Regions from separate parts of the Homo sapiens genome. Here region 2 is linked to region 1. Evidence: read pairs that join two places in POLR2A ChIA-PET (ENCODE). Cell type or tissue: PC-9. All regions are shown on one strand. Links, peaks and the distances in the headings refer to the core of each region. The heading gives the core; the rest is flanking DNA.

Evidence for each region. ChIA-PET counts read pairs that join two places held together with the same protein. Peaks named below come from ENCODE experiments on the same cell type or tissue, not always from the same donor. Only the 100,000 strongest peaks of a DNase experiment are listed, where the experiment ranks them.
Region 2: POLR2A ChIA-PET joins it to region 1 with 5 read pairs; 3 of 35 experiments call an interaction of 5 or more read pairs at or near these places.

The regions. Positions count from the first base shown.
Region 1 is chr6:5,639,107-5,652,027 of GRCh38, forward strand. The region is part of intron 6 of FARS2 (phenylalanyl-tRNA synthetase 2, mitochondrial); the gene reads left to right. Among named protein-coding and RNA genes, the nearest start is that of FARS2-AS1, 190 kb to the left of the region's middle. RefSeq lists an enhancer at 1-760 and a silencer at 506-726. In PC-9, for the core only: no CTCF peak of the experiment used is centred there; a DNase peak (open chromatin) is centred at 5,635.
Region 2 is chr6:5,455,891-5,468,811 of GRCh38, forward strand. All of the region lies in intron 4 of FARS2 (phenylalanyl-tRNA synthetase 2, mitochondrial), which reads left to right. It overlaps FARS2-AS1 (FARS2 antisense RNA 1), which reads right to left and starts at 2,185. Exons shown (of 2, transcript NR_125848.1): 1 at 2,004-2,185. RefSeq lists an enhancer at 823-1,809. In PC-9, for the core only: no CTCF peak of the experiment used is centred there; no DNase peak of the experiment used is centred there.

The DNA.
Region 1 (12,921 bases), core at 3,406-8,405:
CATCTGGACAAGTTACTTAGCCTCTCTGAGCCACTGATGTAATAACCCTACCTTAAAAGCAGTATTATAAGTCTAAAATGAGTTGAAGTGCTTAAACGTACATCCACATATTTCAAAGCAAGGTACTGGATTTTTCATTTTGACATGTGTTTCTTCAGCCTTTCGGTGGCCAGCATATTCCCAGTGCCAGGGCCCAGTCTCTCTGCCTTTGCATTTCAAGTCCCATCATGGGAGTTACCACTTAACCAGAAGCCATATTGTTCTCAGTGATTATTTGAAATTTGCATATGAAATGTTACCATGTTTACACCCTGTACTTAAAAGAACTCCTAAAGATAGGCACTCATCTGGGAATCATGACAGATATCTTCAGGATACCTTTGGGGATTTTCAAGAATGAGAAGTAGATTTCTCTTGCTTAAGTAGAGGGGTGTGTTTCCATGGGGTCCTTTGCATAAATGCCCTATGGGAAACTCTGGTGCCTGGGAAAGGCCATATTCTGTTGTAAACTGGGGAATCAGACCTACCTTCCTCTCTTCTTCTATCCACATTTGTTCTTTATTTGCAAATGAGTCAGCTAAGAACAGTGCCAAGCGAGGCTCTTGAGTGTAAGCGCTTGAAAAGTGTCCTATTGTACTTACAACACTTCGTTGATGACCAGTGGCTGCTTACCACTGAAGATGGGGTCAGTGCCTCTGTGCTGGGGTCCCTGTTGCTGCCTGTCACATCCTGGGCATTGGCTGGAACCCAGAGGTCTTTGAAGAGTGACCTGCTTTATTCCACTCACTTCAGAGCATTAGTGCCCCAAGTGGGTCCCCTGCTTTTCCTCAGTGGTCTCTTTAGTAAATTCTCAGCTCATCTGGTGGGTTTCGGAAAAACGTTTTTTTAACATCGGGATCCATTTTGCCATATCTGTTCCGTTATTGCACTGAGCTTGTAAAAGTTGTATTCCCAAGATAATGTTTAACTTTTGGGGGAGTGTGTGTGTTTCAAGTCCCTTTTTCCTTTAATCATTTGAGGGAACTTTTGTCAGGTGTGTGTGTGTGTGTGTGTGTGTGTACCTGAGAAAACGCGCACACATGCCTGGATGCACACGTGTACACACGTACTTGCACATGCCATTGAGTGCCCATTCTGTATGAGGTCCCGTATTATGTACTGGTACTGTGGGAGGACCAAGGCTCAGAGCGTCTGACTTACGGGTTTAAGGTCTCACGGCCATTAAGCAGTCATGGCAGGATTAAAGGAGATGCAGCAGATCTGAATTGGCTTCATATCACGGCAAACACGGAAGCTAAATCTGCGAGTTGGCCACTCCCAGCCCGAGCTTCCCCCGAGTTGGAGCACCTAAATGTTACTCCTTCTAGGTCCCTATAACAGACTGGAGGCCTGGTTTGCTCACATAGTTACTGAGGAAGAAAAAGAAACATTTTGTCTGAGGAACGTGAGCTACCTCTAAATTATCAGGCCCAGAGAGGCATGGGATTGAGGCAGCGGCCACATCCCACTGCCCTTTTGAGCTAATTAATCATCTCTCGAAGCCGCCTGCTATGCGGCCTCTAGGCCGACTTGTCACAAGTAGCCACAAATTAACCTAACAATACTGCACACCAGACACCTGACCCATACCACATAGTTCAACTGCATATAGCCAATCACTAATCAATGCTATTTCTGTAAACTAATGAGAATTCCTGACAAACACCTTTCTGACACCCCACTCCTTGTCCCTTTTCTTGGCTTTTAAATCCTGCTTGTAACAAGGGTCAAATGGAATTCATATCCAAGGTTACTTGTGTCTGAGTCTTCTAAGAAGCTCTTATCTTGGCCCTAATCAACTCCCCTCTTATTGATTTTGCCTCAGTTTCTCCCTTTAGGTTGACATGGCTATGCTAATGGCAAAGCTTTCCTGACAAAGCCTCCCAGTGCAGGCTGGAGAGGAGGCCAGCTTGTCATCCTCTGGGGAAGAGGAGTACTGTGAGAATAGCAAACAGTTGTTCTGCAACATTGTCTTTATTTTCAGAACACCCTTCACTTCCCTGGGTGTGTTTCTTGCTCACAGTGGTATGCCATCACAGGGCCACTGAGAGGCAAGGGCACCAACTGATTCAGTTCACCAGGCATTTCTGGTGAACCTGCACTCTGTAAACTGCACTATCCGTTTCACGTGTCCCCAGTTTATTTTATTTTATTTTATTTTATTTTTTTGAGACATAGTCTTACTCTTTCACCGAGGCTGGAGTGCAGTGGCATGATCTTGGCTCACTGCAACCTCCACCCCCTGGGTTCAAGTGATTCTTCTGCCTCAGCCGCCCATGTAGCTGGGATTACAGGTGCCCACCACCACGCCCAGCTAATGTTTGTATTTTTAGTAGAGACAGGGTTTTGCCATGTTGGCCAGGCTGGTCTCAAACCCCTGACCTCAGGGGATCTGCCCACCTCGCCTTCACAAAGTGCTAGGATTACAGGCGTGAGCCATTGTGCCCAGCCTCACATGTCCACAGTTCTAAGGAAAGCACCTAGGCTGCATTCACTGGATGCCAAGGGCAGGTAATGAAACTCAGGATTGATGTCAGCCCTTTGAGCTAATATAGAAGATGTTTGCATACCCCAAATTGTTATTGATAAGTTACCATACATACCAAGAGCAGGATATCAAAGATAACCATGTATCAAAGATCTCATACACCGAGGCCTCTGGGCAAACACCTCTAAGATGCTTCTCAAGGCTACTTCTTTAGAAAAGCTTTCATGATGCCCCTGTTCTCCACGGTCATCATCCTTGGTGGTCACCGTACCTACATGTAGGTCCATCGGAAAGCTGCTGTTTGACACTTACTGACTTTATGTCCCTCTCACTAGACTGTTAACTCCTTGAGGGTAGGAAATCTGTTGATGTTATCCTTGGTACTTACCATAATGCTTGCACAATTAGAATATTCACTGAATGAATAAGATCTCCTTAGCCAAGGACTCACACTAATACTACATAGGTGCATACATACATATATGTATGTGTATATTTGTGTGTGTCTGTATGTGTGTGTGTATGTCTGTATGTGTGTATTATAACACATGCATATGTGTATATGTATCTGCATACACAATACATATTTTAGACGCATGTAGCTTATCATTTTGGGAGGAATAGGTTTATTTCTCTAGGGCACTATAAAGGTAGAGTGATAGACTTAAGCTTGAGCTACATTGATCCAGGACAATCCATGGGAAGTGCTCTTCTGAGCACTGTAAATCCCCAATAGGACTTTTTTGTTAAGTTTCTTGTCTAAGCTTTCTGATTGCTTGGATTAAGGACTAATGATACCTTATGCCAAGGTAAAAATGTTACTAAAAAAAAATTGTAATTTTAAAACCTTTTGGAATGTCTTGAGTTATTCTTTCTCCATCTAAAGCAGTCATTGAGACTTGACATCAGAGCATGCCCTGTCTTCCCTCTTGCATATGGAATCTAACCCAGCATCTCAGGAAGAAGAATGGAAGATGATTTTTTAAATGTCAAAAAAAAAAATTGAACTTCCTCCTGTGCTTTTCACCTCAGCTTCTGCTGCAGACCTTAGATGCCTGCTTTCCAGTATTCGATAAGAGAATGATGTATACAGCTGTAAACAACTTCAAAGAAGGACACACTTGAAATGCCTTGTGTGCTGTAGTTGCTCGTTATTTTGAGTTCAGTCCACTCTTAGGGCAGGCACAGAAAGACAGGACCTGTAAGTAAACTCGCTGGATTCATCAAATCTCCACAGACCATTTGATGTCTTCGAAGAGCCCACTGGATCCTGATACCCCAGTCCCCTGCAGCCTTGAAGCGTGTTCACGCTGGCTGTGGTTGGGTCTGGCCCTGCAATGCAGGACATCTGGACGTGAACACAGCCTCTTCCCAGAGAGATGAGCTTAAAGAGAACGACATTATGGGTTCAGAGCATGAGTTTCAGGAAAAAGCTTGATTAGTAATTTATTTTAAAGAAATATTTACTTACGATTACTTAAAGAAATAAATAGCTTCATTCTAAAAAAATTCCTGTCTCCCTTAGGATCTGTCTTCACACGCACAAATTTTCTTTCAGGAGGAGGGAGCAAATGTACGTGGGTGAGGCAAAGAACTGAAATAATAATCCACCTTTGATCAAAACTCCTTGTTATAGTGTTCCCTGTGAAAACGATTTCTAATCAATGAGCGCTGCCACAGCACACTGAGGAGTAATTACCTTACACGTGCTTCACTCTGAGCTGTGATTAGAAACAAGATGTGGGCTCAGAAGGGCAGACGACGAATATAAGGAGAAAAACCTCAGATAGGAGCCAAAACGTGCAGGCTGTGAGATACTGAATAAGCATGGAGGTCTGCTCCAGGGAGTGATGCCGACATTCGTTCATTCACTCGGTAAACATTTCCTCACTGTGTTGGGCATCAGTGGTGGTATTAGCAGCCACGTTAAGGTAACTTATCACATGCTACCCTTATATACAAAGATAAGGCAACTGGCTGGCTCTCACTGAAGTATGAGGTTGACTTCAGAGGTGCTCTGTACTGGAGGGGGGTTTGGGTTGCTAAGACTACACCTTCTGACCAGACTTCCCAGTGGTTTGGAGCCAATTTCCAAGGGTAAACTGCTTGATCCACAGTCTACCAGCCTGAGCATTCATTGTACCTGGGCTTCATGAGACACTAGGGCCTGGAAAAGGGAAAGAAAGACTTGGAATAATTCTACCTAGAAGAAAAACTCGAGGAGGGGCTAGGGTCAAGTGTGTGGCAGACTTATTGAGAAGGTGAAGGCCATTTGGTCTCTGTAGAGAAGCTAGAAGAGGCTTTTGGCCTGACAGTGCTTGCTGGGGCATTTACTGTACCCACGAGAAAGAGTTTCCAAACTCTGATAAATGTTGGATGCAGATGTAATGAACACTCTTGCCCACTGAGAAACAGACATGCTTGTTGTGATGGCCCTGCGCTTCTGGGGGTGTCTTCATTTGTCATTAAGACAGCAGATACTGCCACAGCACCATCACCACCTAGCCATAGCGCAGCCATCCTTGGCAGTTTCCTTCCCTTCTTGGAGAGGTGCCAGTCATGTTTGTTGTTTCTTTTTTCTTTTGCTTTTTTTTTCTTTTTTTGAGACAGGGTCTCACTCTGTCACCCAGGCTGGGTGCTGCAGTCACAGCTCACTGCAGCTCAAGCTCCCTGGGCTCAAGTCATCCTCCCATGTCAGCCTCCCAAGTAGCTGAGACTACAGGTGCGCACCACCACGCCTGGCTATTTTTTCTTTTGCATTTTGTAGTAATGGAGTTTCACCATGTTGCTCAGACTGGTCTTGAACTGAGCTCAAGCAATCTGCCCACCTTGGCCTCCCAAAGTGCTGGGATTACAAGAGTCAGCCACCGTGCCTGGCCTGTTGTTTCCTTTTAACCCTTGTTTTCAGACAGCTGCAAGAATGCCAGCAGATCTACTCTCATGACCTTAAAAACATACTCAGCATCTTTAGCCCACCTTGGCCACCCAAAGTGCTGGATTACAGGCGTGAGTCACCTCGAAAACATTCTTGTTAGGTGATGTGCCCCAGAGGAAAGCTTGGACATTCTGAAGTTTGACCTACCTGTTCTAAACTATCATTGGCTGCTTACTTATTGTGCCATGTTCCTAAGGCTCAGCCTGCATTCCTACCCCTAGTAGGTAATGATCCAGTTTTTAAAATTCTTACCCTCTCCAAAAGGATTGAGAGAAACTAGAATGAGTGGCAGGCTTATTAGAGCAGTTGTTCTCTGGATACGTTTACAAATGGGAATAGCTGCACACTCAGGATCATTGAAGACTCACCTAAACATAACCTAGAAAAGAGACTGAACAAACTCTCAGAGCCGACTCAGCACTTATGATTCTGAAGAAGTGATATGCAGGCACAGAATAGTACCTTATTAAACATCTTTGTGTGAAAGGCCAGCTAACCAACTTGGATGAGAATATTCTCCCCACCTTCAAGGGTGCTTAAGTTTTTATTGGGTTACTTCTGCAAAGCTTCTACCCATCAGTAAATATTAGCCACCTTGGAAACAGTACACAGAATGACAGTCATTCTCCCTCTGGTGTAAAATTAGGCACTGGACAAGAGTGCATTTACCTGCTTGCAGGCAGAATTAAAACAGCCAGAATGTGCTTTAAGTGTCTAAGGAAAAATTTGGCCAAGGCTCTGGGCCAGTGCGTCTGTTGTTATTTTAGATTTATTCAATTAGAGTCACAAGCAAAGTAAATTGAGCTGTGTGGTTGATTTGAATATTACCTTGGAAGACAGTGTAAAGAGATTAACAAACCCTAAGGGATGAGGGACGAGTGCCAAGCTCCTCCTCTGTCCCCACACACAGTCGGGCCAGGTTTCACAGATTCATTTAGGAATGACGAAAATGCATGCAGAAGAGCAGATGTGCCTTTTGTTCAGGGCCACGTAGCCATTTTCCCGCTTCTCCATCCTCTGAAACTTCCTCTGTGTGCATGAACTGCTGCAAAAATGAAGCTGGTGCATGTGGAGGCTGTCAGATTTAAGAAGGTGGCCTGCCCTGAGAACTGGGGGAGCTTGGGTCCAGTCGAATCCTGCTTTTGTCTTGGCAAATGTATTGTCTGGCACAGCCGGCTGCATTCAGTTGACGTGGTGCTTTGACAGATTGGCATGGGTGAAATATTAAAAGTAATTGCACGGGCCTCATATGTTTTCAGAGGCTATAGGATAAATAAGCCATGCATTTCAACAAAGAACCTTTTCAGTGTTACCATTTTTAGTGCCATGTGGCAATTGGTTGTCTCACACTCCCTTCAAAGAGTGAGGCATTTTTACATGTTTTTTACTTAGTTTAACGGAGGTAGGGACTAGAATGATGCCAGGAAGCCATCCTGTTTTTAGGACTGAAGGGGCATTTTTCTGTGTAAGTCTCGTATGGTTTGGTGGAGTGAGATAAGGATGAGTTTTCTTAGAATAAGAAGCTAGAACTGACATGACAGAGAGGGAGCAGCAGGGAGATAAGAGAGGGAGCAGCAGGGAGATACAGGGTAAAAATGGTGAGATTTGCTTGAGGTCACCGTGTGTCCTTAATTAAGACTTTAATGACATTGTTACTCCCATGGCCTCTCACTGTTTTCCGAGTATATCTAATGCTGCTCTAATATCCAGGCTATAATATTGCAGTGAGAATTAGATTAGAGAAGATTATATGCAGGCTGTAGTGGTTCTGACGAACGAGCTGTGGTGTGACCTTCGACAGGTCACTCAGCTTCTGTGAACCTGCTTCCTACCTGTGCAGTGAGGGCAGTGGGCTCACACAGTCTCATGGTCCACTCCAGCATTGCCGGTCTGTGGTCTATGCGTGATGGCCTTGGATTTCACGGCTCCTCTACTCTTGAAAAGAGGAGGGGTTTTTAAAAGAATGCCTAGTAGGGTGTGGATTATGAATCTGTTCGCTATAACTACAGTTGGACTTTGGTATCCATAGGGGATTGGTTTCAGGACCCCCAGCAGATACCAAAATCCAGGGATGCTCAAGTCCCTGATATAAAATGGCATAGTATTTGCATATAACCTACACATATCCTCCTGTATACTTTAAGTCATCTCGGGATTATTTATAATACCTAATACAATGTAAATTCTATGTAAATAGTTATTATACTGTATTGTTTAGGGAATAATGTCAAGAAAAAGTCTGTACATGTTTAGTATGGACCAAACCATCTTTTTCTTTTTTCAAATATTTTTGATCCACAGTTGGTTGAATCCATGGATATGGAACCCATGGATATGGAGGACCAACTATATTTTGCTTTTCCTAGCTCCTTGTAAAGATTTTCATCAGAGAATATCTAGTAAGGTGAGATGAACCCCCTCCATGTCCCCTTTGCTTATTATCAGCTGTGACAAGCTCCTAGTTGAAGGCATAGGAGCAGGAGAATGAAAACAATGGCCCAAATGTATTTTTGGTTTTGTTTTTTGTTGTGTTCCTCACCAACGGTAAAGGTAGAATTGTCTGCTATTGCTTACTACTCTTTTGTCAGGGAGGGTCTTCACCTTCATCCCATCTCAAGTAGTGAGTCTGATTCTAGGCCTATCTGCCTTTTCCTGCTTCCTTCCACCTTCCCGCCTCTCTTCCTGGGGGAACCAATGTCTTCTTCATCTCTGTTCCCTTAGTGTAGTTTGGCACATACCAGATAATCAGAATATGTTTGTTGACTGCATTGGTCCAAAGATTAGGGCTGAGAAGGTGAGAAGGAAGACATGGAACTAAAACTAGAATTTAACATAATCAGCCATGTCCTCAAAATAAAATGGAAACTAACACGAGCTAGGAAAGGTAGAGCATGTTCACTTTTACCAGCCTGGGCCTGGAAGGCACATTTCCTGCCTAAATATTGATTAGAGTTATCTAAAAAGTTTTGACAACTGATTGATCACTTAGGATTTCTGTATCAAAATGGAAGATAGATGACTTATTCTGTCAAACTCACCCAAATCACTGCCTTCTTCATTCAGAGGTAAGAGAAGCTTGTGTTTTATATGTCAAGCACCACACCTTGAAATCAACAGAGCAAAACAGGTTCAAAATAAAACGTGGTGATGGGGAAAGGACTAACAAAGACAGGTTAAATGCAAACACATGCTTTAACTTGCACAGAATCATCAGTGCATGATACCACATACCCAGTGACCCAAACCGCTTTCTAAATCCTCCTCCTTTTTTCATCTCCTGTAATTAGCACGTAACCCAATGGTTAAGGGTATGGAATCTGGAGCCACATCACCGTGGTTTGAATCACAGCTCGGTATTCACTCACCATTATTTTCATTTCTCTGTCCTTCACTTTCCTGATCTGTAGAATGGAAGTAATAATATTTTCTACTGCATTCAGGTTCTTGTGAGAATTAAATAAATTAATATACATGAAGTGCCAGGCACACTGCCTTCTGGACTCAATGACAGTTAAGTTTCTCACTGTAAATCAATATACTTTTGTTTGGTTTGTGCATAGTCCACAAGACCTAAGATAATTCCGGAGAATTTCCCTTCAGTGAAGTCACCTACTCCAAATGGGAGTACATTCCTCAAGTTAAACACAGTAGCCTCATGTCCTTTAGCAGCCAGCCGGCCTCCTTTGCCCATTTGCCAACATCAGCACCTTTTCAAACTTCAGAAACAGGGCTGGCGTCTTACGTGGAGCCCTCAGTCTCTGCTGTCACTTACTGGCAAGAATACAGGGTCCCCCCAGATCTCCATGTCGTCTGTGACCCCATCAACTCCCCTTGGTCAGCTTGTTTCTCTCCCTACCTGGGATGCTGCATGTCAGGGTTCTCTGCATCCTGAGTGGGACCCAAAGGGGGCCTCCCTCTCCCTGCACTGGGGATCCATTCCCTGTAGGGTGAAGGGAGGAAACCAGGGTGTTTGGACCCAGGGTCTCTAGGTGAGGGTCCTTCCTGGGTTCCTATTTCATGAGCCTCAGAGCTCCTTCACTTCCTTCTGATGCTTTCTTTTTTTCCCCTTTATTCTCTCCTCTTTTCTTTCTCTCTTTCCATCTACCCTTCATAGGATTCAAATCCAAAGGCTAGATTTTTGGGTTACCCAACTCTCTTTATTTGAAGTATGTAATTCAATTCCACTACTATTTTTATAGTAATTTTTAGTTATATAAAAATATTACGTATTAGCACATTTGGTGCCCCTCTCCCCTCACTGGCAAACACCTTTTGTGGGAAGAAGGATTTTGTCTCCATTGTGCATGCTCCATCCCCAGGGCCCAGACAATGCCTGGCACTTAGTAGGCGCTCAGTAAATAGTTGTTGAATGAATGAATACAGTATAAAACAACATTGTCCTGTAATTTATAATGTCTGTGGGTCAATAGTTAAGGTTGGGATTTAGGAGCTCCTCATTATTCTATTTTGACAGACTTACTACAAAATGTCTTTTCAAAGTCACCAAAGCTCACCATGCTGCAATTTGTTAGAGGGTTAATTTTTAAAATTATAATGGTGCTTGGTAAATCTCCTTGAATTAATGAGTCTTGCAGAATTATGGCTGATGTGAAAAGGTATATAGTTAGCATCTGTTTGTTCTGTGCATATATCTCTCTTCCATGCTGTACATATATTTTAAGGAACATTTCTTTGGGTGCTGTGTTTTTTTCTATTTATGTCTTCACCATAAAAATATAAATAGATCATTTATCTCCGGTATCCTTAAAGTAGCTTGCATCACTTCACTCTTTTAAACTTTTACATAACCAAAGTTTCTGTCCCCAGTACACATTGTTTGGAAGATTTGAGTGGTTGGGGGCAACCCTGGAACCCTGAGGCAAGCTTCTGGTGACCCTTGAGGTTTACATGCAGGGCCAGGAGCTGAGGGTGCAGGCTGCTGGGGGCTTCATTCCCAGGAACACCGTGAAGGATACTGTGGTGTTCGCCCTACCTGGCACCAGACCAGATATTATACTTAATGCTTAATATACGATATCTCATTTAAACTGATGGCAACTCAATAAAGTGAATACTGCAGCTATTACCATTTTATAGATGAGAAAACCAAGGCTTAGAGAACTGAGTAACTTGTCCTCAGTCCACACAAGTAGGTAAGTGGCAAAGCTGGGATTGAACCCCCAGTCCATGTGATTCTAGAGCCCGTACTCTTATCCGCTAGGCTGTGTAGGATAGACTGATGGGGACCCACAGGCCAAGTTTGGCAGATGTGGTCTAGGGTTGCTCATGAGTTGAAAGCAGTAATTGTTGGTGAGTGAGGCCTAAAAATATCCTTCTCATTGCCTTTTTGATAAAAAGACCCCAGACTTTTTCTGAGAAGGGGCTTCTTAGATTTCCTACAGGTACTTTGATCATTGGGAAAGGTTCAGGTGACAATCGTATTATAGGGCAAGCAAGGGAAAGGGCCCCACTGCCGGACCCATTTTCTTTCCTGTTAGGAAACCTTTCTAACTAAGGTCAGAGGACCGAGCCTGGGGTTTTAAAAGAATTCACGGAGCAAAAGTGCAGGGGCATTCAGGAGGGGGACATGGAATGTGGCACGGTACCAGCAGTAGGCCGAGAGATGTCACCTGAATCTTCAAGGTCTAATGGTAGTTATCCTGGTACCGATGTCAAAGTGGGCCACATTTCTTTTTTTTTTTTTTTTTTTTGAGACAGAGTCTCAAAAGCACCCAAAGAAATGTTCCTTAAAATATATGTACATCATGGAAGAGAGATATATGCACAGAACAAACAGATGCTAACTATATACCTTTTCACATCAGCCATAATTCTGCAAGGCTCATTAATTCAAGGAGATTTACCAAGCACCATTATAATTTAAAAAATTAACCCTCTAACAAATTGCGGCATGGTGAGCTTTGGTGACTTTGTAAAGACATTTTGTAGTAACTTTGTCTGGAGTGCAGAGGTGCGATCTCAGCTCACTGCAAGCTCCCCCTCCTGGGTTCACGCCATTCTCCTGACTCAGCCTCCCGAGTAGCTGGGACTACAGGCACCCGCCACCACGCCCGGCCAATTTTTGTATTTTTAGTAGATGGGGTTTCACCGTGTTAGCCAGGATGGTCTCGATCTCCTCACCTCATGATCCACCTGCCTCAGCCTCCCAAAGTGCTGGGATTACAGGCATGAGCCACCCTGCCTGGCCAAAGTGGGACACATTTCCAATAAACAATTCCTACTGGAAGAGGCCCCACGTTTCCCTGGAGAGGGAGTGTGCTCCAATGGGAAGGGTTGGACTTTAGGATCAGGCTGACCTGATCCTGAGTTCACTTTCTGATTCTTACTGGTTTTGCGAGCTTCCACCAATTATTCACCCTCTTGTGGTACCTCAGCTACTGTACCAGTAAGATGTAGGGTTAATAGACTTTTGATTAAAGATGGCAGATTGAACATAAGCTTTAACCTCAGTTGCCTCTCAATACAGTAATAGTAAAGGGTTTGGTTTTTTCCCTCTCAGGTATAAAGTAATTAGAGACTAAGTGACGGGGAGAGGAGACATCAGCAACATAATTTTGGAAGCTGAAAAGCAGATGGAGAAGTGGAGCAGTTAGGTTTCAGTAGACCCAAGAAAGCTGAAATCCAAGTTGGCAGGGGAACAATCAAGAAGCAATCCAGCTTGAACTACAAAACCCCCCAAAAGATTCAGGAGTTAGTAGTACAAGCTTCCTCTTGAAGTAGGGCTAACACAGGACTGTCGATTGAAAATGTGTTTGAGGAGCAGAACCCTCGATTTTCTCCTCACTGACGTGTAGCAAAAGGACCACTCTGCCAATCACCAACAGGCCTTCATCTTGGTAGAAGTCTGGAGATTTATTCTCTGGAGATGATAAAAGCAAGGTGTTTCCACCAAAACGAGAAGTAAGCTAAGACAAGATCCACGAAGTAAGAGTTGCAACAAAAAAAGCAAGGCAAGAACCATCCCAAAGCCTCAGCTGCGCGGTCATCATCAGAGGGGGATCTGTTCAGACTGGAGCAGAGCTGAAGGCTTCAGGGACACTTCAAGAGGATTAAGTAATTGCAAACCTAATAACAACCATTGCCTCTTCTATTTATTGAGTGTTCATTGTGTGTCAGACACAGTTCTAAGCATGTGTGTATTAACGATTAAATCCTGATAGTAGCCCTATTAGATGGTAGTCATTATCCTCCTTTTATCAGTGAGGGAATTGAGGCACTCAGTGCTTAATCATTAGTCTAAAATGGCATAGCTGGTTAGTGGCAAAACTGAGATTTGAACCCAGGCTGTCCACACTCATAGCCAGCATACCACGCCTCACCCCCTTGACAACAGGAGAAACCAAGCTGATGACAAGTTAACACAGCTGGGAAAGCTGGGGGAAACAGAACGTTGCACAGAGAAGAAGTCATCTTAGTTTACTGTGGAGCTCAGTAGTGA
Region 2 (12,921 bases), core at 2,916-7,915, 180 kb before region 1:
ACTCCCTCCATGCATCAAGCTTCATTTGTTCACTTAACAAACAAGGCTGGGCGCGGTAGCTTATGCCTGTAATCCCAGCACTTTGAGAGGCCAAGTCAAGCAAATTGCTTGAGCCCAGGAGTACAAGACCAGCCAGGGAAACGTGGTGAAACCCTGTCTCTCCAAAATTACAAAAATTAGCCAGGCACATTAGCGTGCATCTGTAGTCCAGCTACTTGGAGGGCTGAGGCAGGAGGATTGCTTGAGCCTGGAGGTCGAGGCTGCAGTGAGCTGTGATTGTGCCACTGCATTCCAGCCTGGGTGACAGAGCAAGACCCTGTCTCAAAAAAAAACAAAAAGCAAAAAATAAACAAATATTTATTGTATGCCTACTATGTGCCAGGTACTCTCCCAGGTGCTTGAGATACAGCAGAGTACAAACAAAGCCGTGTTCTTGTCCTCCTACAGCTTGCATTCACGCAGCATTTGAAGGGCTTACTATTTAGTCCCAATTTATGAAAGGTTCTGTGTGATTAAAGGCTGTGGCTGGAGAATATGTTGAATAAAGAGATGGGCAGGGTTGGCCAGGCACGGTGGCTCACGCCTGTAATCCCAACACTTTGGGAGGCCGAGGCAGGCGGATCACGAGGTCAGGAGTTCGAGGCCAGCCTGGCCAACATGGTGAAACCCCACCTCTACTAAAAGCACAAAAAATTAACCAGGCTTGGTGGTGCGTGCCTGTAAGCTCAGCCTCATGAGGCTGAGGCAGGAGAATTGCTTGAACCTGGGAGGCGGAGGTTGCAGTGAGCCGAGATGGCATTATTGCACTCCAGCCTGGGCAACACAGCGAGACTCCATCTCAAAAAAAAAAAAAAAAAAGAGATGGGCAGGGTCATTAGCAGGCAGGATTGAAAAGATTGGAAAGTGAGGCTCCATCTTACCTTGGCTGGTGAAAATGGCTCCCTCAGGGCATTGCTCATGACCCCCAAACCGTCCACAGAAGGAAAGGATATTCCTGTCCCTAGCCCTGTCCAGCTACCAAAACAACAGCAGGGAAAGGGAGGCCGAGGGTAGCCCACTTACCTCGCCTTGGTAAGGGTCTCCCCTGCTGTTGGATTTAGCTTCCAGTTGTGTCATTTCAAATGCCCGTGATCCTCTACTGTGTGCAAGACAAAAGTACGAATACTTGCTTGTCCAGCCAGGCCCCGAGCCACCCTCCTCCCTTTCCCCTACATATGTCCACGTCAGTGGGCAAGCTGGCAGCCCGGTGTCTCCAGCACATGGGGTGCACCCTGTCTCATCTGCAGGCCATTGTGTGTGTGTTCACAGTTCAGAAGCTGACTCACTATCTCTGCCTGCCAACATCCTCCACCACACCCACCTCCCACCCCTATGGTCAGGGGGCATGGGTATTGAATGGCAGTGCCATCAGAGCTTGCCAGCACCCTGTCACCCAATTCTCGGCCACTGGGATCAGAGATTATTTCTTCCTCCCTGAATCTCTCAGTCCCTGCTGCACCATCCACAGCTGCGGGGGAAGGGCTGGCCGACGTTTTTGATCTTGTTTTCCGTGCCTATCACAATGCCTGTCACATACCAGATCCCCTGAAATTGTTTGTTGAGCAGACTGTTATCATAATCTCCTGTGATATTTACCACATTTTACCTTTTGACATGGTTATTTGAGAATATTTTTAAACTTTCTAGGTCTGAGCTCTTTGATAGCAGGGCCTGTGTTTTATTTATTTTTTAATCTCCTAAAGCACCTGGTTCTTGGACTCCATGAATATTTAATAGCCTGAAATAAACAGAATTTAATTCCTGGATAGTTGAATTTGAGAGGTGGAAATAAACATAGGGTTTTTATTTCTGTTTCTCTCAGGGGAAACTGAGTCAAAGAAAAATAAGTAACTCACAAGCTGATGTGTCAACCAAGGCTATAAATCCAGGGAGAAATTCAGCAATAGAAGAGCATTGTAATATTAGAAAGCTTCCAGATCTCCCCACTCAGGAGTATTTCCTACCTGTAACACACAGATCCGTCGTACAAATTATGCTTTGTTTGCTGAAAAGCCTCCTGAAGCTGAATGGGTTTACTTTGGCATCAGCGGAGGCCATGATTGAGGGCGGAGATGAGACATTGGATCGCTCTTGTGTGGCTTCCGCATGGCCGTCGTGGTTCCTCTGCCCAGCCCTCTCCTGCGAGGGACTCGATCAGCTCCAGGGCGCAGCTTGTGTGTCTGCTCCCATGGCCAAGTCCCCTTGGCTCCCTTCCCCTTGGCTCTGGTTTGGCTTGACTCTGCCTTCTGCTCCTCAGGTCTGTCTAGGTTTAGTCCTGTGTAATCATTTGCAGCAAAGCCTGCCCATGACTGGAAATGCAGTCCTGGCTTGGCAGGAAAGGGGTTTGTGCAAGAGCTGGCTGTACCTGTGTCTGAAACACCTGAGGCCCTTCCAGGGCTAGGGATGCAAGAAGCCTAGGCTGGCAAAGCTGGCCTTCCTGCCAGGGCTGAGGAGCACTGGAGCCCTAGAAGGGGACTGCTGTCCAGCCCCTTGGCCAGCCAGAGCAAGGGCCACTGTAGTCAAACATGAATTCACAAATGGGAAGAGCAGGAGGTGACTCAGATCCACCTCCCCCATAACTGCTAATCATAGTGAATTATTAAGAGCATAAAATCAGGATCTTGTTTCCCACATAGAGATCAGGCCCATCAGCCCTGAGCAGTTATATAATCCACCTCATACACGTGGATAATATTGAGACTGGCACTTCCAAGCAGAAGCCTGCTAAATAAGGACATGTTTGTTGTTTCTTCTACCTCATCAAAATGTCTGTTTCTTATTCCTAAGAATGGCAGGGAGTAAAGGATTATTTATTTCCCTTGATATTTTTCATTTCAAGAATCAACATGGGCAGGTTTACAGTGTTCACAAACATGCTGGTAGCAATTTGATTGCAGGAAGAATGAAATTTTGCCAGGCAAGTGCAGATTTGTCTGTTGTGGTGAGAAGGGCCATCCATGACTGTACAAATGGTGCCATTCTACCCTGAAGATACATTTTAACAAGGATGGTGGTAGTAGTTTTTATTCTTTTGTTCTCTCAGATGCATTCCATTAAAATTAAAGCATGAAATATATTAATTTGATGAAATGGATTTGTTTCCACTTGATGTGTTGCTTTGTGAAACGTTAACATTGTCTCTTAATGTTCAACAGAACTGATGACACTGGTCCATGTGGCCAGCATGGAGGGAAACATGATTCCTCTGAGAGCAGTCTAATAATCCGTGTCTTGGACCTGCATTACTTCTAAGAAAAACAAATTAGTTTAACATATTTCTAGAAATGGAAACTCTTGGATACATCAGAAACAAATTTGAATTTAGGCAATCTAATTAACCTTTAGCTAAAAATGTTGGTATTTTCACAACTCTTTTGGACAGAGTTCGTTGTTAGTGGTTGCTTCAAACTTTTTTTCCAGATCTTTTATCTCTAAAAAGCAATTTATGATTTTTTTTTTGACCCTAGTATACTGGGATGTCTTTTCGATTTGATTTTCTTATATTATTCTGGCTCCACTTTTGTGGGAACTTCTTTCCTTTCCTCTTTTGTGCTGTTGGCTCAGTGACCCAGCCACCTTTGTGGGCGGTGGTGGAATGTGCTCCGGTTGCCTGCTGCCCATGTCGGTGTGCCCAGAGCGGGAGGGACATCATTTTGACCACAGCACTTTGGCCTTAGAATGATGCAGAGACTCCATGTCACTGCCTGTTCCTCTTGCTTTACTCTTTTTAAAAAAAGACTTCTATTCTTTCCATTAAAGTTTACTCCCTTTCTAGCTTAAGGAGTCAAATCATTCTGCAAAGTTTAGTGCCAAGCCCCAGCAGTCTCCTGTATGCCTTTCCCTTTTCCCCACCTCCCTCCACCTTCCTATTTCTTCCTCCTTAGAGGCTGCCAGTTTCAACTGTTTGACATCTGAGTCTTTGGAATCATTCTCTGTATCTCTAAGTAACATGTTCGTATTGCTGCTCCTTGATTTCTTTCCGCTTTAAATATTCTCCTTTGACCATGCAACGTGAAATATGAGGACTTAGCCATGTCTTCCCTACCCTAACACCAAACCAACCAAAAGGCAGCCTTTTCATTCATCTAACTTCTCTGCAGTTAGAGCGTGTTTTGGGATAGATCGGTGCTCTGCATTAGGTTATTTTGACTGATGCTATCCACAGGTAAAATATTTAGTAAACTGTAATTACCTTTTCTCTTTCACATAACTTTTTCTTCAGTCTTTTTTTGTCTGCTTAGTTTTCTGTATGCTTTTCAATAATGCAAACACATACTCTCTGCAAATTGCCTGAACTGACTCTCAATACATTCACATACATCGCTCTTTTTGTTTGATCTTTTGGAGATGTCTGTCCCAGAGCCTCTGACCTGCCCCTGCCTAGGCAGGCTGTTCTTTTATCGTATAGGTATACTGCTTCCTGTGTCTTCCTGTGTATTATGTTTTTCAGGCGTTCAGTTGGAGGGCCAGAAACCACACTAGCTATTTTAAACAGAAAGAGACTTAAAACAGATATTAGGTGCTTTCTAAATTATTGGAAGGGCTGGAGGAGTGGGCTTGAGACTAGGTTTCCAGCAATGCTCCAGAACCACACAGCTGCCCTGGCCTGCCAGGGGTGTTGCTTTATCTGCCACTTTGGGATGGGAGGGAGTCAGGAGGCCGCCTCTGTGACTATTCACTTCAAGAACATTCTGCTGTAGCTGCAGTCCAAGGATCAGAACCTTACATTGCAGCTACTGCCTCTTGATACCCATGAAGCTGGTGACTGACTGCTGGAGTACTTATAGAACAATCCAGTAGCCCTCTACATGCCGACCAGGAGAACGAGCCAAGCTGCAGAATGATGGCCTCCACCTTCACTTCTCAAGTCTTACTTGAGTACATCTAATTGGAGAAACCTAATTTACTCAAGGAACTCAGTTGTCAGGAAGGCCAGGAAATGTGGTGTTTAGCTTTGTGGATTCTGTAGTACAGAAAGGCAGATGGGAGTGGAAATGAATGCTGAGTGCCATTCCACCATACACACCACACCAGGGCTGTGTGTGTGTGTGTGTGTTTGTGTATGTGTGTGTGTTTATGGGCTTGTTTTGATGGACTGCAGACATTTTAAAGTCTTTTTTTTTTTTTGAGTCACGGTATCACTCTGTCATTTAAGTTGGAGTGCAGTGGCATGATCTCAGCTCACTGGAACCTTTGCCTCCCAGGCTCAAGCAGTCCTCCCACCTCAGCCTCCCGAGTAGCTGGTACTACCGGCATGCACCATCACGCCTGGCTAATTTTTTGTATTTTTAATAGAGACAAAGTTTCACTACATTGCCTAGGCTGGTCTTGAACACCGGAGCTCAGGTGATCCACCCACCTTGGCCTCCCAAAGTGCGGAGATTACAGGCATGAGCCACCACGCCTGGCCCAGATATTTTAATTTCTGATCATTTATTTGTAGCCAGTTTTTCTCCCTGGGACTTAACATTTTTTTAATAGCTTATTGAGGAAAACTTTAGGTAATTATTCAAGGATTATTTAGTAAATTTATAGAGTTTTCCAGCCACCATCACAATCAACCCCAAAAAGTTTCCTCATGCCCATGTGCAGCCAGTCCTGACTCTCTGCCAGCCCCAGGCAGCCACCTGTTCTACTTCCTTTTTTTGAGAGGGGGGTCTCACTGCTGTTGCCCAGACAGGAGTGCAGTGGTGCGATCCACTATTCTACTTTCTATAGATTTGTCTTTTCTTGACATTTTTGGTAAATGGAATCATACAATATGTAGTCTTTGGCATGTGGCTTTTTTCACTTAGCACAGTGTTTTGCGGTTCATCCTATTAGCATGTCTCAGTAGTTTGTTCTTTACTATTGTTGAATAGTATTGTACACATTTTATTTATCTATTTACCAGTCAGTGGGCGTTTAGATCCTTTACAGTTTTTGTCTGTAATGAATAAAGATGCTATAAACAGTCACATACAGGTCTTTATGTGGCCATATGATTTCATTTCTTTGGGGTAGGCACCCAGGAGTAGAATTGCTGGGTTGTATGGTAAGCTTATGATTGACTTTTAAAGAAACTGCTGAACTTTTTCTAAAGTGACCGTACATGAGCAATACATGAGGGTTCTAGTTTCTCTACATCTTCACCAACACTTTGTATTATCTGACTTTTTGAAAATAGGCATCCCAGTGAGTTTGTATCTCGTTAGTTTTACTTTACATTTTCCTCTTGAATAATCATGTTAAGCATCTTTTCATATGCTTAGTAGCCATTTGTATATATTTTCTGATTAAATACCTATTCAAATATTGCGCCCATTTTTAATTGGATTATTTGTCTTATTATTCAGTTGTAAGAGTTCTTTATATATTCTAGATATAAGATCTTTATTATATGTATGATTGCTTATATTTTCTTCTAGTCTGTGGCTTGTCTTTTTATTTTCTTAGTGGTATCTTTTGAAATTTTAAATTTTAATGAAATCTAATTCATCCATTTTTTTAATGGATTATGATTTTTGTGTTGTACCTAAGAACTATTTGACTAACCCAAGTCACATAGATTCTCCCATATATTTTCTTCTAGAAGTTTATTATTTTATCTCCTGCATTGTGCTATATTTTCCATTTTGATTTAAATTTTGTGTGTGACATAAGGAAATGTTCTAAATTCATCTTTTTGAATGTGTATATCCATTTGTTTAGAACCATTTGTTGAGAAAATTAGTCCTTCCCCATTGAATTGCCTTGGTATCTTTGTTGAAAATCTGTATATAGAACTGTGCAGTCTTGACTATTGAAGCTTTAGAATCTATTTAAAATTGGTTAGTGTTAAGTTCTCAAACTGTTCTTCTTTCAAAATTCTTTTGGCTATTCTACTGCCTTTGTATTAGAATACCAATTTTGTCAATCTCACAAAAATGTCTGTTGGAATTTTGATAGGAATTTCATCGAATCTTTAGATCATTTAGAGAAAATCGCCATCTCAATAGTATTGAGTTAGGATGGAATTTATATTTATATCAGAGCTTGGCAAACTTTTTTCTGAAAGGGCTAGGTAGTGAAGAATTATTTTTGTAAGCCCTGCAGTCTCTGCCACAGCTATTCAACTCGGCTATTGTGGTGAGAAAGTAGTGTGGACAATGGGCTGTGTTCCAGTAACTATTTACGAAAGCTGGAGGCCGGACCCTGGGCCTCTGACTTGATCATCTTTAATTCCTTTCAGCAGTGTTTTATAGTTTTTAGAGTACAAGTCTTGCACTTCTTTAATGAAATTTATTTCTAAGTATTTTATTCTTCTTAACGATATTGTGAATGGGATTGCTTTTTAAATTTCATTTTCAGATTGTTTATTCCTAGTACATATAAATATGATTGATTTTCATATGACGATCTTGTATCTTGTGGCCTTGCTAAAGTTGTTTATTAGTTCTAGAAGGCTTTCAGGAACCTTTCCTTTGTCCTTGTGCGTTCTGAAACCTCACATTGTGTACCTTGGTGTGGATCTACTTTCATCCATTGCATGGGCTGACTTTCTTGTCATCTGTAAAAAAACTAACAGTAAAATTCCTTTCTTGAGTTTAGGGCATTTGTTTTGTGGCCTCGTCTTTGTAAGGAAGGAGAAAGAGCATTGTTATGTTATTATACCTGTATTGAAACTATCATAGGAAAAATTTTCAACAATAATAGGTGTGTTAAAACTTTAATAATACAAATTATCTGTGGATTTCATTTCTTATGCCTGTGGCATAAATATATCAACAGCATTATGAGCAGATTTGTTTTCTTAAAAAAAAAAAAGTGGGATTAAAGCACATAGCACATGTCATTTTTCTGTTGCCCTGTGCATGAAAATTGCTTGGTGGATTCTGCATAGTGAGTCCCTTAACAGCATGTTTCAACCCTGCATTTCTTTCATTTTCCTTCTGGTTTACATTACTGATTTCCTCTCTCCCCTTCTCCCAGTAATAGCCAGCTGGGAAAGGCCTTGTTAAAGTGAAGGAATGGAAGAGTCTTTAGTAAGGTAATGTAGTCGTGCTAATAACTTCAGGCACAGCAGGTTTCATAAGGGGTTGTTCTAGTGTCGGGATTCATGGCAGGTGCTGTGGAGTAAACCACGATTCAACCTCTGGACTTAAGTATGTACATTTGGTTGCACTTCTCCATCTTATTTTTTTATTAACCAGTTTATTCATTTCTAAGCAGCATTTATTGAACACCTGCTGTGTGCTGTTTCCTAGAAATGCAAAGGAAAGTTAGTCCCTGTTAAGGGGCCAGCATTACATTTTGGATAGACAGAAATAGTTTCTTATGTTGCCACCCAGCTGAGCTTGAGGAACAGGCTGCGACTCGGCAGAGCAGCTGGTTTGATCAGCAGCTGGTTCCACCATATGTGCAGGCTTCACACTCCCACAATGGACAGTCCTGACCTGGACTGGCCCTCAGGCCAGTGTCCTCCAAGTCCATCAGAGCATTCTGGGTGGAGTCATTGGGAATCTTGGGCTGTCTTCTAGCTTATTCCAGGTCTTCCTCACTATTGGGGATATGTTAGGGGAGAAAGAGCTGCTGCCCGAGTCAGGCCTTGCTGAACCTATAAGATTGCTTTGTCACTTTTTCCCTTCTCTGTTTCGAATGCTCTCCTTACCTTTACTCAATTGCCAGGAATGAGAACATTCCTTAGTAGTGTTTAGGTTTTCCTCAACCTATTAGATACCTATTTTCCTCTTTCATTTATAAGCTCGTATAGTACTGGGACCACATACAGTATTTTCCTATAACTGTGAAATCAGCAGCAGACCAGCATTCCGTACATTTTTATAATACATGAAAATTTTTCAAACCACAAACCAGAGAAAAGTATCTCTTACAGGGTTAAAGAAAGAAAGAAAGAAAGAAATTGGCCTCCTTGGAGAGGTCAACAATTTATTAATGAAATCACATCTTAACATGAAAATAACAAAATGAACATCTTTCTACAAAGAGGATGAATTATCTTTTTCAGTGTCCTTGAAGAGAACAACTAGAGGAGTCGTGCGGGCTGCAGCATGGGGGCCTTAGATAAGATATAAGGAAGACCCTCTAGCTGGTGGAGAGTGCGGAAGCTTGAACTGAGTTATGAAGAGTATGTTAGAGTTTTGAAATTTACTGAGTAGATTTTCATTTCTTGGAGGCATTTTAAATACAGTCCTCTTGAAAGGAATAGATATGTGGAACATCCTTGGAAAAGTCCATTTTAATCTCAAGTACTAGTCAAATCTATTTAAAAGCAAAAAGAGGAGAAAAAAATCTGCTTTTAATAGTTAATTTTTGTGTAGTTGTATTAGGATGCAAACTGAACTTGTGCTCTTCATCTTCAGCAACTGTCTGTTAAGCCTACATCATTTGAAAAAGTAAAAACAGAATTCTGAGAGCACGGTTAGCAAGGTGGTTGGTTGGTGATGTGCATACTTTTTATTTGTTTCTTCATTTTATGTTAATACTAGTTTAAAGTTAACTTAGTCCGGGCACTATACTAGTCTTACTTGCGTATTATAATTTACTTGCTATTTTGCTCATTGGCTTCTAACTAAAACTAGACCAGCTCAGCACCTTGCTTCAGACTATATCTCCAATCGATTTTCTGTTCTGACTTTTTAAAGACCCCCTGGTCTTTCCATTTATCTGTTTCATCCCCATTAACACTGATGGACACACCTCTAATTCTCAACCCAGTGTTACCTTCTATAGCCATGTCTCTCTAAGTACTCCTGTGAAAACCAGTCCTATAACCTTTGGTATTTGTCAGAAATTATTTGATAAGCACTAGGAGATATCTTTTTTTCTTTCAATAAATGGAGGCATTAAAAGTCCATTCATTGGAAGTTTTTTTTTTAATGTAAGCATCATTAGCTTTTTTTATTTATTTAATTTGAACTTATATAACATAAAGACCTCTTCATAGCCATACTTTTTTTGAAAAAAAGAATTTTTTTTCAAAAATAGTTTATCAACCTCTGTCTGGATTCTTCCCATGTCTATAATGCTTCCACTGTAGGAGAATCAATTTTATCCTTATTTTTAACATACCTCAATAACTCTGTGGTGTGTGGCCCTTAGCAGGACAGACCTGCCTCTTTTTTCTGATCTTTGCAGACTTCTGAAGCTCATTTCTTACACACAACACCTGTGTAGTTCTTTCTTTTCAACGGCGATGGGTAATGCGTAGCTCTCTGAATGCTCCTTCTCTCTTTGCCTTGGTAACTTTACACATGCCACTCCTGGCTGTAGTGCCTTCCCCATTCCCTTAATTTCTACTCATCCTTGAAGATTTAATTTGCTTCTCATCTGCAAAGTCTTCACAGATCCTGCCTCTGCCCCTCCTTTTCCATTCCTATCCCCAACTCCAGGCCAACATGAAACCTTTATTTGTATTTCTGAAATGCTCTGTGTACCTCTCTCCGGTGCCATTGTCATGCCTGTGTCATTTCTTGGTCTCCTTCCTGTTGCCCCCACTAGATGCTGAGCTCCTTAAAGGCAAGAGCCATGTCTTAGTCAGCTCTATATTCCCAGGCTTAGCTCTGAAAACATAATAAATGTTTAGTGGAAGAAGATAAGGAAATATGTTGTATACCTCATTGGAAGTTTTGTTTGTTTGTTATTCCCTAGGCTTGTTTCAGTTTCACATCAACCCAGAGGATATGAGACTTCATAATGGTCCTGATGGCACCCAGCCATCCACTGAGAGCTCATTCTCAGGCATGCTGGCAAAGTGACTCAGTGATTTTCAAACCTGGGGAGCTGGATAAAAATGCCTGTTTCCTTCCAGAGAGTCGAATGCAAGGCTGTGTGTGGTGCCTGGGATCTGTAGACTGAAGCAGCACCCCTGGTGATTCTGGTGCAGGAAGTTGTTACCCACCTCTGAGAAGCACTGAGTTGGGAATGGAGCCCATTTGGAGTCAGCAGCCCATGCTGGCTCTTCTATGGATTCCTTGAACCCATGAGCACATGGGCACCTCGGCCTTATGCTGCAGTGACTTCTCTCTTTACTAGCACAGCCTGTGCAGGAATGATAAGAGGCACATATTCTTCAGTTCGTGCAACAGATGTCCTCCTGAGACATTGAATACAAATTAAAGTTTTATAGATGGACCATGGGATACCAGCAGTGAATTATTCTGTAAGTTGAATAGTCACTTCCCGATTTATTGGTTGTTGAGCCCTCCATTTTTAAGAATTAGTTTGTTTAAATTAGATTAAATGTTTCTATCTGTGGTTTACATTTTTTGACTGTATGAATTTAATAATTTATTTTTTATTTTTATTTATTTATTTATTGCCACAGGTGGTTACCCATTCTTAACCAATCCTTAAATGGGCATTTTAAGGTTTCAGTAACAACATTTTACTGCAGTTGGAGAATGACTTTCAAAGCTTCAGAAGCCCTAATCTAGGGGCCATTTCATTTCTAAGGAGGTTCATGATCATTGCCCAAGTAATTTCTCATTGTAATATCTAGAGTCCTACAAGCTTATGAGCTAACAACATTTGCCCATGAGGTTTTAGATGCTGAAATAAGATACAATAGGTCTGAAATGTTAATAAAATATTCTTCAGTGATCTCCTTTCTTAGTCAACGTTGCTATATCCTCTTCCTGTGTCAACTCCTCAGAATGTGGGCTTTCCATACTGACAGTACCCCCACCATGCTACATGTTATAGGTGAACAATCTAATTTTTTCCAGTAGCTTCCACTCTCTTCTGTGGATAAATGTTAGTTTGATGATGATAATGATAGTCATAAGTTTTATTATCATCATTACTGTTCTTATTCTTCTTCTCTGGACCTCTGTGTTTCCTATCAGTAAAATAAATGTGGTCAGACCAAAAGATGATTTCTAAGATGACTTATGCCTTACCATTTTATGGTTCTATGATTCTAGATATACATTTTGATGATTATAGATGCTCATTACCTTAAGAAAGTTATCAGAAGGGAATGATGAACTATGTTTCAAAACATTTATTTTCTTAATAACATGGCTAACTTCAGAATGTCATTAAATAGAATATATATTGGTGCAACGTTTATTATTCATTTTCCTGACTGAGAGGCTGAGGCCAGTAGTAAAAACTTATAGCCACCAAATATCAGAGTTGGAAGGGACCTGAGAGAGCATCTTGTCTGTCCCTGCTTTCAGAAAGTGGTGATATTCTCAACCCAAGAGTTATGGTGACATGTTATATACATCAAGATAAACTCTTTTAAGAGCTTCAGTGTCATGGAAACTCTTTGTGTCAGCAACATCAAAGCCCATGATTTTCTAAGTGGCATTTCTCATTCTACGATGCACTGCAAAATAATATTGCCAAACCGTGAAAGATTACACATCTGTAGTACCAGGGTTAGCTCAAGATTTCAGAGCATGCCAATTAGATATTTTTTCCCTTGGCTGGTAAAAGTAAAAAAAAAAAAAAGAAAGAAAAAAAGTTAGCCATATAATGAAAGAAAAGGAGAATTTGTGTGACGGTGATGTTGTATCTTATTACAATAATTGAATTCCCTTTAATATTTTCATCAAGTGCTTCATATTTAGGGAAAGAATTATTTAAGGATAATCCATAATATTATAGAAAGAATACTTATGTTTTAAAATATAATTCGACCAGAAATCTTTGAATCTGTTTCAAAGAGGGCCATTTCATTCATAAAAGGTAATGACACTATTCTAATGCCAGTGTTTGATTGTTCATTTTTTTCCTGTGTCTGCAGAATGGATTACAGATTCCTTGCATAATCAGCAATCCATTTTGTTTTCTAACAATTAGCCGGTTATTCATACTTTCACAAGAATGCGATGCTAGCATGCTGTGGTCTGTTTCTGATCTTACACAGGAAAATGACAGTGAGATAAGAGTAGA